2 separate regions of the Homo sapiens genome follow, and region 2 is linked to region 1. A link is an interaction called in ENCODE POLR2A ChIA-PET data of the cell type or tissue named here. Cell type or tissue: MCF 10A. All regions are shown on one strand.

Region 1 (5,000 bases):
TCAGCATTTGACACACAGCAGGTGCTTAATAAAAGGCTGAGGCAACCCCACAACTGTGCCCAGCTTATCTAAGGGCCAAGGCTTTCCCCATTTGTTCTCTCCTTTAATGGGATTTTAGGCTCTTCCGTCAGCTCAGTAAGCTAGGTTCTGGCCTCCACTTATTCTCTAGTGACCTGCATATCACCATTTAACTGTGGTTAAGCAGGGTGCCTGGACACACCATAGCTAGTGAACATGTAGCTATAAGAAGCCCTTGAACCACGATGCCACACTCACCAACAACTGGGAATCTGAGCCTCATTTCCTCTGCTGTAAAGGGCAATATCCTGCAATTCCACCCAAGGATGAAAGGAAGTGAGATGCCATGATATCACATTGCAGACATAAACAAAAAACTGTCCACATATTTGTGTTATGATGACCTCCAGTCCTCCCCAACCAATTTCCAGGCTGGGGAAACTGCAGCCTCAGGTCCATCCATCAAAGGCCGGGTTGGATTTTTCAGGCAGTGAAACTACTCTGTTCAATACTGTAATGGTGGACACCTGCCATTCCACATTTGTCCAAACCCATAGAACATACACCACCAAGAGGGAACACTGATGTAAACCATGGACTCCGGGTGACAGTGGTGTCAATGTAGATTCATCAACTGTAAAAAATCTACCACTCTGGTGGAGGATGTTGATAATGGGGGAAGCTATGCCTGTTAGGGGTGGGGGGGGCGCAGTATATGTAAAATCTCTGTACCTTCTTCTCAATTTTGCTGTGAACCTAAAACTGCTCTATAAAAAATAAGGTCTTTAATTTAAAAGAGAAAAGGACCAGGCTGGGCTCTCCTGATGGCTGTCAGGTTCACACATGAGTGAGGACACAGCACATACTTGAGACAGTGTGTATTCAAGGACCGCACCCTGGCATCCTCACCAACAAGGAGCCCAGACTTAACTCCTCCATCCTTGCAATCAACTGAGCAACAATGAGGCTGCAGACACAGAGTCTCATATAGTAACAGCTGGGGCGCCAGAACTGTGGGATCTAGTCAAGGTACACTAGGGCGAACATCTTAACCCTCACTAGGCCTCAGTTACCTAAAAAGAGGGAGCTGCAAAAATAGTAATAACATGGGGGGTTGTGCGGGATAATCATTAAGGCCCCTTCCAGTTCTAACATTTCAGGATCTGAAATTTATTAGCACTACTTTCTTTAACCTTCTAACCTTAAGAAGGCTCCAATCCCCAGCTCCAATCCCTTCTAAGGCCCAGGTGGATTTCCCTAACCCATCAGTCCTCCCATAAGAGCTTTCATAGGTGCTATCCCCTCCCCGAGGGCAGTCAGAGACCCTCAGCTGACATCCGCAGCCCTGTGCCAGGTCCTCCCCTCCTGCCTAACTTGTACCAGGCTCTGGCCAAGCCTGATCTGTGTTCCTCAACATGGCACACATCTTCCCATGTCCTTCATCCTCCCCTCCCGAGTCACCCACAAAGAAGGCCCCACTGTCTCCACTCAGCCTCCGAGGCCCAGATTACACACCACCCGCTAAACACCTGAGCCAGAATTCACACTGCAAAAGAGGACTGGAGAGCACCTAACTAAGCTGGAGAGAGGGTGACAGTTCGTTAGGCGCTACCGTATGCCAGGTGCTGGGCCGCATCATGACGCACATGACCTCATTTTCTTCTTGCCACACAGATATGGAAATTATCATCCACACTTTCCAGCAAGGAAACCAGTCGACGCAGCTACATGGATGAGGAAGCAGACTCAGAGAAGTTAAGTCATTTGCCTGAGAATACACAGCTGGTTAGTGGTAGAACAAATAATGCAGCCTCAATCTGTCAGATTCCAACATCAGTGCCCTTTCCACTGCTCTACACTGCCTGGAGAGGCGGCAGGCTGAAGCTCAGAGGTGGGAAACCAGACCTACTTTCCAGTTCTCCAGAACGTGCCCCAAGTTCCTAGCCCCTGCCTTTATATGTCTCTAGCTTTATATGCAACCAGGTGGCAATCTGCCCCACATCACCTGCAGTCAACAGGGTTTAGAATCTCAGGCTGGAAGGGAGCTCAGAGGACATTCCATCCTGTGCTTACCCAGTCCTCTGAGGAGCCCAGGGACTCCAGCTGGCCAACTTTAGCAATCCAGATCTCACCAACTTCCTCCCCAAAACAATTCCTGGGGCAGCCAGCACTGGCTACAGTTAGGCTGCTCCCAGTTCTGTTTCCACTGGCCCTTCTCTCCCCTCTGTGGTCCCCTGGAATAAGGAACAAGATGCCCATCTTCAGCATGACAGCCAGCCCTGAGGACATTTGGAACCTGCAGCCTTCTCTATACTGTTCCACATAGGGACTGCCCCCCCTCCAGTCCCCCACCAACCCTCTACCCCACACTATCTCTAGTTGGTTCTAGCACTGGACCCAACATTCCAGGCATGGTTTGCCTGACCAAATGCAGGCTTTCACCTCCACCCTTTTAGGTAGTATATTCCTATTGAGGGAGCCTGGGTATACATTTGCTTTTCTTACAGCTGAGTCACCTACTGAAGAATGTCCTTTCTCAATGACAACAACCTGCATGTATGCCTAACTGGTGAGAACAAAGTTCTCATGTAGAAACGTGTGCTTGAGGGCTGGGTGCGGTGGCTCATGCCTGTAATTCCAGCACTTTGGGAGGCCGAGGTGGGCGGATCACCTGAGGTCAGGAGTTCGAGATCAGCCTGGCCAACATGGCAAAACCCAGTCTCTACTAAAAATACAAAAATTAGCCAGGTGTGGTGGCGGGTGCCTGTAGTCCCAGCTACTGGGGAGGCTGAGGTAGGAGAATCGCTTGAACTTGGGAGGTGGAGATTGCAGTAAGCCGAGATCACGCCACAGCACTCCAGCCTGGGAGACAGAGTGGGACTCCATCTCAAAAGAAAAAAAAAAAAAAAAAGGGGTGTTTGAGGAGGTGTGAGTTACCTAAGGGGGCAGAAGTAACTGATTGATTCAGTAATACCCTATCTAGGAATCTAGAGATCTTTGCATCAGTACACAGAAGCTGGACAAAAATATGCACTGCCACATGCTTTGTAATAGACATTTTTGCTATTCTTGAATGTCCATCAAGAAGGGACTGGTTAAACAAACCACCATTCATTCGATGGAATACTATACAGCCATCAAAAAGAATGGGGTAGATTGCTTGGCAATGATACAGAAAGATGCCCATAAAATACAAAGCAAAGTGCAGATTTATATGTGTAACAGGATGCTATTTTTTTCAAAAACACATTGTGTGTGTGTGTGTATACATACGGAATCTTAAATGTGCATAGAAAAAGGCCTGGAAGCCCAGTGCTTTGGGAGGCCAAGGTGGGAGGATTGCTTGAGGCCAGGGGTTCAAGACCAGCCTGGGCAAAAAGCAAGAATAGATTCTCTATTAAAAAAAAACTTTTTTACATTAGCAGAGCATGGTGGCACATGCCTGGAGTCCCAGCTACTCGGAAAGTTGAGGTGGGAGGATCACTTGAGCCCAGCAGTTCAGGCTACAGTGAGCTATGATCATGCCACTGAACTCCAGCCTGAGTGACAGACTAATACTCTGTCTCTTAAAAAAAAGAAAAGAAGAAAAGAAAAAAGTCTCAAAGGATACATACCAAACTGCTACTAGTAGACTGCTCTACAGAAGGACCTCGGTAAGGAACTAAAACCAAAAGAAACTTTTATTTTACCTATGCTATTTTAACTCTTTACATGGGAAATCTAGTCCTGTTCTTATACAATTATAAAATTAGTTTTTAAATACAGTAGGGACAGAGGAAGGGGAAAGGAAGGAGAGAGAAGACAACTGTCATTTTTTACATTATATCTTTTGTACTGCTTGAGTTTTGGGGGGTTTTTCCCCAATAATCATGTGCTATTTGGTAATTTTTTTTAAAGGGAAATTTTAAAATATTTTTCTAAAAAATTTAAGTGAGCTGAGTGCAGTGGTGCATGCCTGTAGTCCCAGCTACTCCAGAGACAGACGCAGGAGGATGGCCTGAAACCAGAGTTTATCTAACCCTGTAACTCCCCTGCCTCCAAGAGGTAAGATGCCAATTTTGGGGAATTCCTCTTATACAAAATATGGTGGAAAGAGGGTTTCACAGATTCAAATCCTGGCTATGATCCCTTCTCGAATGACCCTGGGTAGGCCTCACTTTCCTTGTTTCTCCCTATGGAAATGTTATGAGGACCAAGTAGGAACCATAGAGTTCTCTGTAAACCTTAAAATGCTACCCAGACAGGAGCAGTAATGGCTGCCAAGGAGCTAGGAAGGAAAAGGGGCTGGACAGGGGCTGAGGTACTCAGATGAAAGCCAAAGATGCCTTGTGTTAACAACAAAAAGCTGAAAGCTACCTAAAATGAAGAGAAAAATGAATAAATACATTGTGGCAATTTCCTATCAGGAAATACTATACAGCAGTGAAAAAAGAATGAGCCACAGCTGGAGATACGAACATGAATGAATCTGGGTCTCACTCTGTTGCCCAGGCTGGAGTGCAGTGGCATGATCTCAGTTCACTGCAACTTCCACCTCCCAGCCCAAGTCATCCTCCCACCTTAGCCTCTCAAGTAGCTGGAACTACAGGCATGCGCCACCACACCCAGCTAATTTTTGTATTGTTTGCAGAGATGGGTTTTGGCCATGTTGCCCAAGCTGGTCTCAAACTCCTGGGCTCAAGAGATCCACCTGCCTGCTCTGCCTCCCAAAGTGCCAGTAAGGCATGAGTCACCACGCTCAGCCTAAATAACATTTTTAAACATAAAAAAATACTATGTATTATTTAGGGATGCACACATTAAAAAAAAAACTTTAAAGAAATGCAAGAAAAAAACCCCACTAAATTCAGAACACTTGTTTCTTGTTGGTGGCTGATGAAGGAGAAATTTCAACTGATTGGAAATGTGTTATTTCTTAAACCAGATGAGTGAGCATGTAGGTGCCTGCGTGTTACCCTCGGTATCTGAGAGACTCCTTCAAT
Region 2 (5,000 bases), 210 kb after region 1:
ATCCCTTTTCCATAAAATGAGGCTGATAATATGAATAGTTGAATCTAATTTTGGTTCAGAGGTACAAAAGGCCATCCAAAAAATATAAAACCAAAAGAGGTGTAGCCTGAGAGACATCAGTGCTAACTTTTCTCATCTGCATTTCTCTTGGAAAGATAAAGACGCCACTAATTAATATAGAGATGTTGGGATTTGATGAAGGTATATAACATCCACATGGAAGTCAAACTGGGGATGGGAGGAAGGGAGAGCTATTAGAATAAAAACAGATAATTATGCATGGACACCTGTGGAGTTGGCCATGGAATGGCTGATGGGTTGGGGCAACTCATAGAGGGCTTGGTATGTCCCAAATATACACCCTAAAAGGCCCACGATGCTAATCATGATGTCCTTGGCAATGGTGACACAGCTCATGTCCTCAGAGTAAAAGATGACGATCTCCAGGAGGGCTGGGATGATGAGAGCCAGGGCGCTGCTGCTCACGGAGCCTACCAGGGAGATGACCAAGTCCAGGCGGGGGATGAGGATGGCTGAGACACCTGCAATGAAAGGAGATATTTAGAATCACTGAATGTGCTCAGAAACAAGCCATTGCTTTGGAGCCCTAGAATTTCACAGACACCTGAGAGACCACTTTGGAGAGGTGGGAGGGAGCCTACTGCAGGCTTGGGGAGGTCAGGCAACTCCCACCCCTGTCTTAACTAGTAATATAGATGCTCTCCTTTTATATTTTATCTACTGGATTTTTTTTTACATATAATCTTTATTGGAAGGGCTCTTCTACCACTTACCTGTTAATAACCTCCCCACTGTAGAGATGGGGAAATCTAGAGCTCTAGAAGGAACAGGACTTGTTCAAGGTCACACAGAGCTGAGATGAGAATTCACTGGGATGCCCCATCTAAGGTCCTTTTCACTCTACTATGCTGCCTCTCATGTGTAAGAAAGAACTTGATACACAGTAGATGCTCAATAAGTGCTTGACTCTTGCCCAGGCTCAGAACCAACATTTGTAGTATCTATATAATATAGCCTTTGTCTAGAAGCAAGGATGGATAAAAAAATGGGAGATGCTTCTGCTGCTGTCCGAATATCAGCCACTTATTTTTCTATTCTTAATAGGATCTTAGTAATGAAGCAGGCCATAAAACACAAAGACAGCATTAAGCTATCCAACCCCCATCCTTCTCTTCTCTTCACACTCCTAAAATTCCATCTCTTATACACATGATGAGCATATAGTATCACAGATTTTCCAAGGGAGTCCAATTTCAATAATGTTTGAATGAGTAAATATATAATTTATATGATTTAATTTTATGCAAATTTATTATTTTAAAACAATTATTACATTGATGTATACTATGTGTATGTAGTTTGGGGGTACATGTGATAATTCAATATGTTTATATAATTAGTAAAGATCAAATCAGTGTACTTGGGATATCCATTACTTAAAATATTCCAATCATATGATTTTCCTATGAACAAAATAGAGAAAGCCTGTTCTGGAAAGCATCCATACAAGCTTGCTGGATCTTTAAAAAAATCACCTCTTTCTGAAATTGCTCTGACACATCCAGTCCAAGCATAAGAGAGACTCATAGACTCTCATGGCTAGGAGTGCATTCTCCTTCGATGGGAGGTCCCTGTCCACAGCTTTCCTTCATCCAATGTTTAATAAGCCGCTTATAGAGAAAACTCAGCATCAGTCTTCCAGGAAAGCTCACAACGAGGAGGCAGAGAAGATACATGCAAGAAAAGCTATAATTCAAGGTGGAATGGAGAAAGGCCTTACGCTCCATTCTGGTCATGCCAGTCCTCTGCTCAGTGCCTTTCCATGGCTCTGCATGGCCCAAACTCCTCAGCACAATGACCCTTAGGACTTGGCCCTGACAAAGCTCTGACCTCATCTCTCAGCACTCTCCACTTCTCCAAAGGGGCCATAGGCAATACTTGCCTCAGGTCTGTGCACAGTCTGTTCCCTTCCCGTGGTACATTCTTCACTCCTCCGTCTATTTGCTACTTATTTAGGTCTTCACTGAAGTGTCACTCCACTGGAGAGGACTCCCTGGCTCGGCCAGGCTGAGTTATAGGACCCCCTTATGTGTAGAGTGTGTCTTCTACTTACGATCTTAACCATCATATGGTGCATTATCATGTCCCATCTTAACAATCATTGCAATGCACTGTAATTATTTCCTTGCATATATTTGCCACTCAACTGTAGGTCCTGTGAAGGCAGAAGCTACATCTTCTTCATTATTCATCATTGTATCCCTTGTGTCTAGCACAATGCCAGGTATGTAGTAGGTGCTCAACAAATGATTGTTGAATGAATAAAGGGTAAAGGGTAATAGAATTGATGGATGAATAATGGATGAAGAATGGGACTTTCAGCATATATCAAAAGCAGGACATGTCATTATAAGGTCAACTGTCTCTAGTCATGCATTCCCTGATACTCAGAGGCTCCTCAGTCTTTCTTGTCAACTTACACCCTTCCTAGTAGGAATGATCACAAACAATACTATTTACAGCTTCCTGATGTCTCAGCACAGACTGGGAACTCTAACACCTCAAACCAAGTAGGATTTTGCTGTTTCTGCTCATAGAACGCCTGCCATTTAAAGCTTATTATCTGATAGTATGTTCTGCTGCACAGCTCCAAGCATTGCATAGTTTCTCCTGACCCCGTACGGAAACTTGATTCCTTCAATGACTTTAAATTCTGACTCCTGGAGCCTTGAAGACTAAATTTCTCCCTTCACTTTTACAATAATCCCACAGGTGTTTAAGGATAAATGTGGAAATTTCCTGAGACTTTGCTTCTCCAGGCAAAACATCCCTTGTTGTTTTGCTCATTCCTCATGGGTCATCGTTTGTGATCCTCCGTCTAGACATGTTCCAAAGAAAGAATTCCCCAGCCCTGTTCATGAGGTTTCCCAAACACTACAACAGTGCTCATGAGTGAGTGAATGAATGAATTGAAAGGAACAGGAAGAAAGGAAGGGAGGGAAGAGAGAAGAGTACAGCCAAAAAATGATCTCTGGCTGGGTGCATGGTTCACATCTGTAATCCCAGCACTTTGGGAGGCTGAGGCAGGCAGATCACTTGAGATCAGGATTTTGAGACCAGCTGGCAAACGTGATGAAACCCCGTCTCTACTAAAAATACAAAAATTAGCCGGGCATGGTGGCAGGTGCCTGTAATCCCAGCTACTCAGGAGGCTGAGGCAGGAGAATCTCTTGAACCTGGGAGGCAGAGGTTGCAGTGAGCCGAGATAGCACCACTGCACTCCAGTCTGGGCAACAGAGCGAGACTCTGTCTCAAATAAATAAATAAATAAATAATCTCCAAGACTGACAAATCAGTCCCACTGGGATTTTTCCCTACAGTTAAATCTCACTTTATGATACAGGACTTGTTCATAATTTATGATAAGAAGAAATATGGCACCATGAAAAACAGTTGTTACACAATCTGTGTTCAAATCCCAGCTTTGTCACTTAGTGTGTATGACTCAGGTGTGTTACTTAATTTATCTGGGCCACAGTTCCCTCTAATGGTAATACATTGTTAGGCTATCATCAGTATTGGATAATGTCAGTACGGTGCCTGACATATAGGATTGAATGAATGATACTTCTTCTACAAACCAGCCAGCATCTATTTTCTATGTGTAGGCAGTAGAGACGACTATAACATTTACTGTGTGGTAATTCTGTTAAGCCCTTTTTTTTCACGTGGAAAAATTGAGGTCCAGGGAGGTGAAATATCCCACCCTAGGTCACAAAGAAGGCAAGTGGCAGATCCAATGATGGTGGGGTGGGCGCCAGCGTGGCTCCCTGTCATAGCTTTGGGTAAAGAGTGCCCTTTTATGCTACTCACAGGTTAGACAGACCAAGGCTGAGCGGACAGACAGGTCTACAAACAGTGCCCAGCTCTCTGACACTTGGGAGATGGCAAACGGGATGATGATCTCAGCTGGGACGTGGAACTGGAGGGCATAGGTGAAGAAGATGCCGATAGAGTACATCAGCTTGACTGACTGGTACAACCTGCAGACACATGAATTGGATGTGAAAGGTGATGTGGCTCCCCGGAAGGGCCATTGAGGACTCACTTACTGCTCAGAAGCTGGTATGGGTTGAGTATCCCTAATCCAAAACAAAATCTGAAATGCTTCAAAATCCAAAACACTTCTGGTCCCAAGCATTTTGGATAAGGGTTACTCAATCTGTACTTTTCACTGAATTATAGAACTGGCTAATGTTAGATGATTCAGGCCAGATTGGACATCAGGGCCATCCGGGAAGCTTATTAAAAGTGCTTATTGCTGAAGATTCTGAGTCAGTAGGCCTGCAGCTCAGGAATGTATGCCTCTTCTTTTTTAATTTTTTAAAAGACAATAGCCGGGCGTGGTGGCTCACGCTTGTAATCGCAGCAGTTTGAGAGGCCGAGGCGAGTGGATCACCTGAGGTCAGGAGTTCGACACCAGCCTGACCAATATGGTGAAAGCTCGTCTCTAATAAAAATACAAAAATTAGCTGGGCGTGGTGGCATGCACCTGTAGTCCCAGCTACTCGGGAGGCTGAGACAGGAGAATTGCTTGAACCCAGGAGGTGGAGGTTGCAGTGAGCCGAAATTGCACCACTGCACTCACTCCAGCCTGGGCAACAGAGTGAGACTCCATCTCAAACAAACAAACAAAAAAGACAATATATGCATAGAGTAAAATTCATGGTACAAAAGTCATACAGTGAAAAGCATTCTTCCCACCCTTGATTCCTAGCTTCTAGTTTCCCTTTCCATAGGCAACCATTCAGAGTTTTCTTGTGGCCCTTCTAGAAATGATTGGTGTTTGTACATGCTCATACAGAATGTAGGAACATACATGCATATCCACACACACACATGCATACACATATGCACATACACATGTAGACTCCTCTTTTATTTACCCAATATTTCTTTTCTTTTTCTTTGTTTTTTTT

What was found. Peaks named below come from ENCODE experiments on the same cell type or tissue, not always from the same donor. Only the 100,000 strongest peaks of a DNase experiment are listed, where the experiment ranks them.
Region 2: POLR2A ChIA-PET joins it to region 1 with 5 read pairs; 3 of 35 experiments call an interaction of 5 or more read pairs at or near these places.

Annotation. Positions count from the first base shown.
Region 1 is chr5:151,070,315-151,075,314 of GRCh38, forward strand. The region is part of intron 1 of TNIP1 (TNFAIP3 interacting protein 1); the gene reads right to left. Among named protein-coding and RNA genes, the nearest start is that of TNIP1, 8.2 kb to the right of the region's middle. In MCF 10A, no CTCF peak of the experiment used is centred here; a DNase peak (open chromatin) is centred at 2,573.
Region 2 is chr5:151,277,120-151,282,119 of GRCh38, forward strand. It overlaps SLC36A3 (solute carrier family 36 member 3), which reads right to left. Exons shown (of 10, transcript NM_181774.4): 9 at 3,895-4,064; 10 at 1-542. The coding sequence ends at 274. Among named protein-coding and RNA genes, the nearest start is that of SLC36A3, 24 kb to the right of the region's middle. In MCF 10A, no CTCF peak of the experiment used is centred here; no DNase peak of the experiment used is centred here.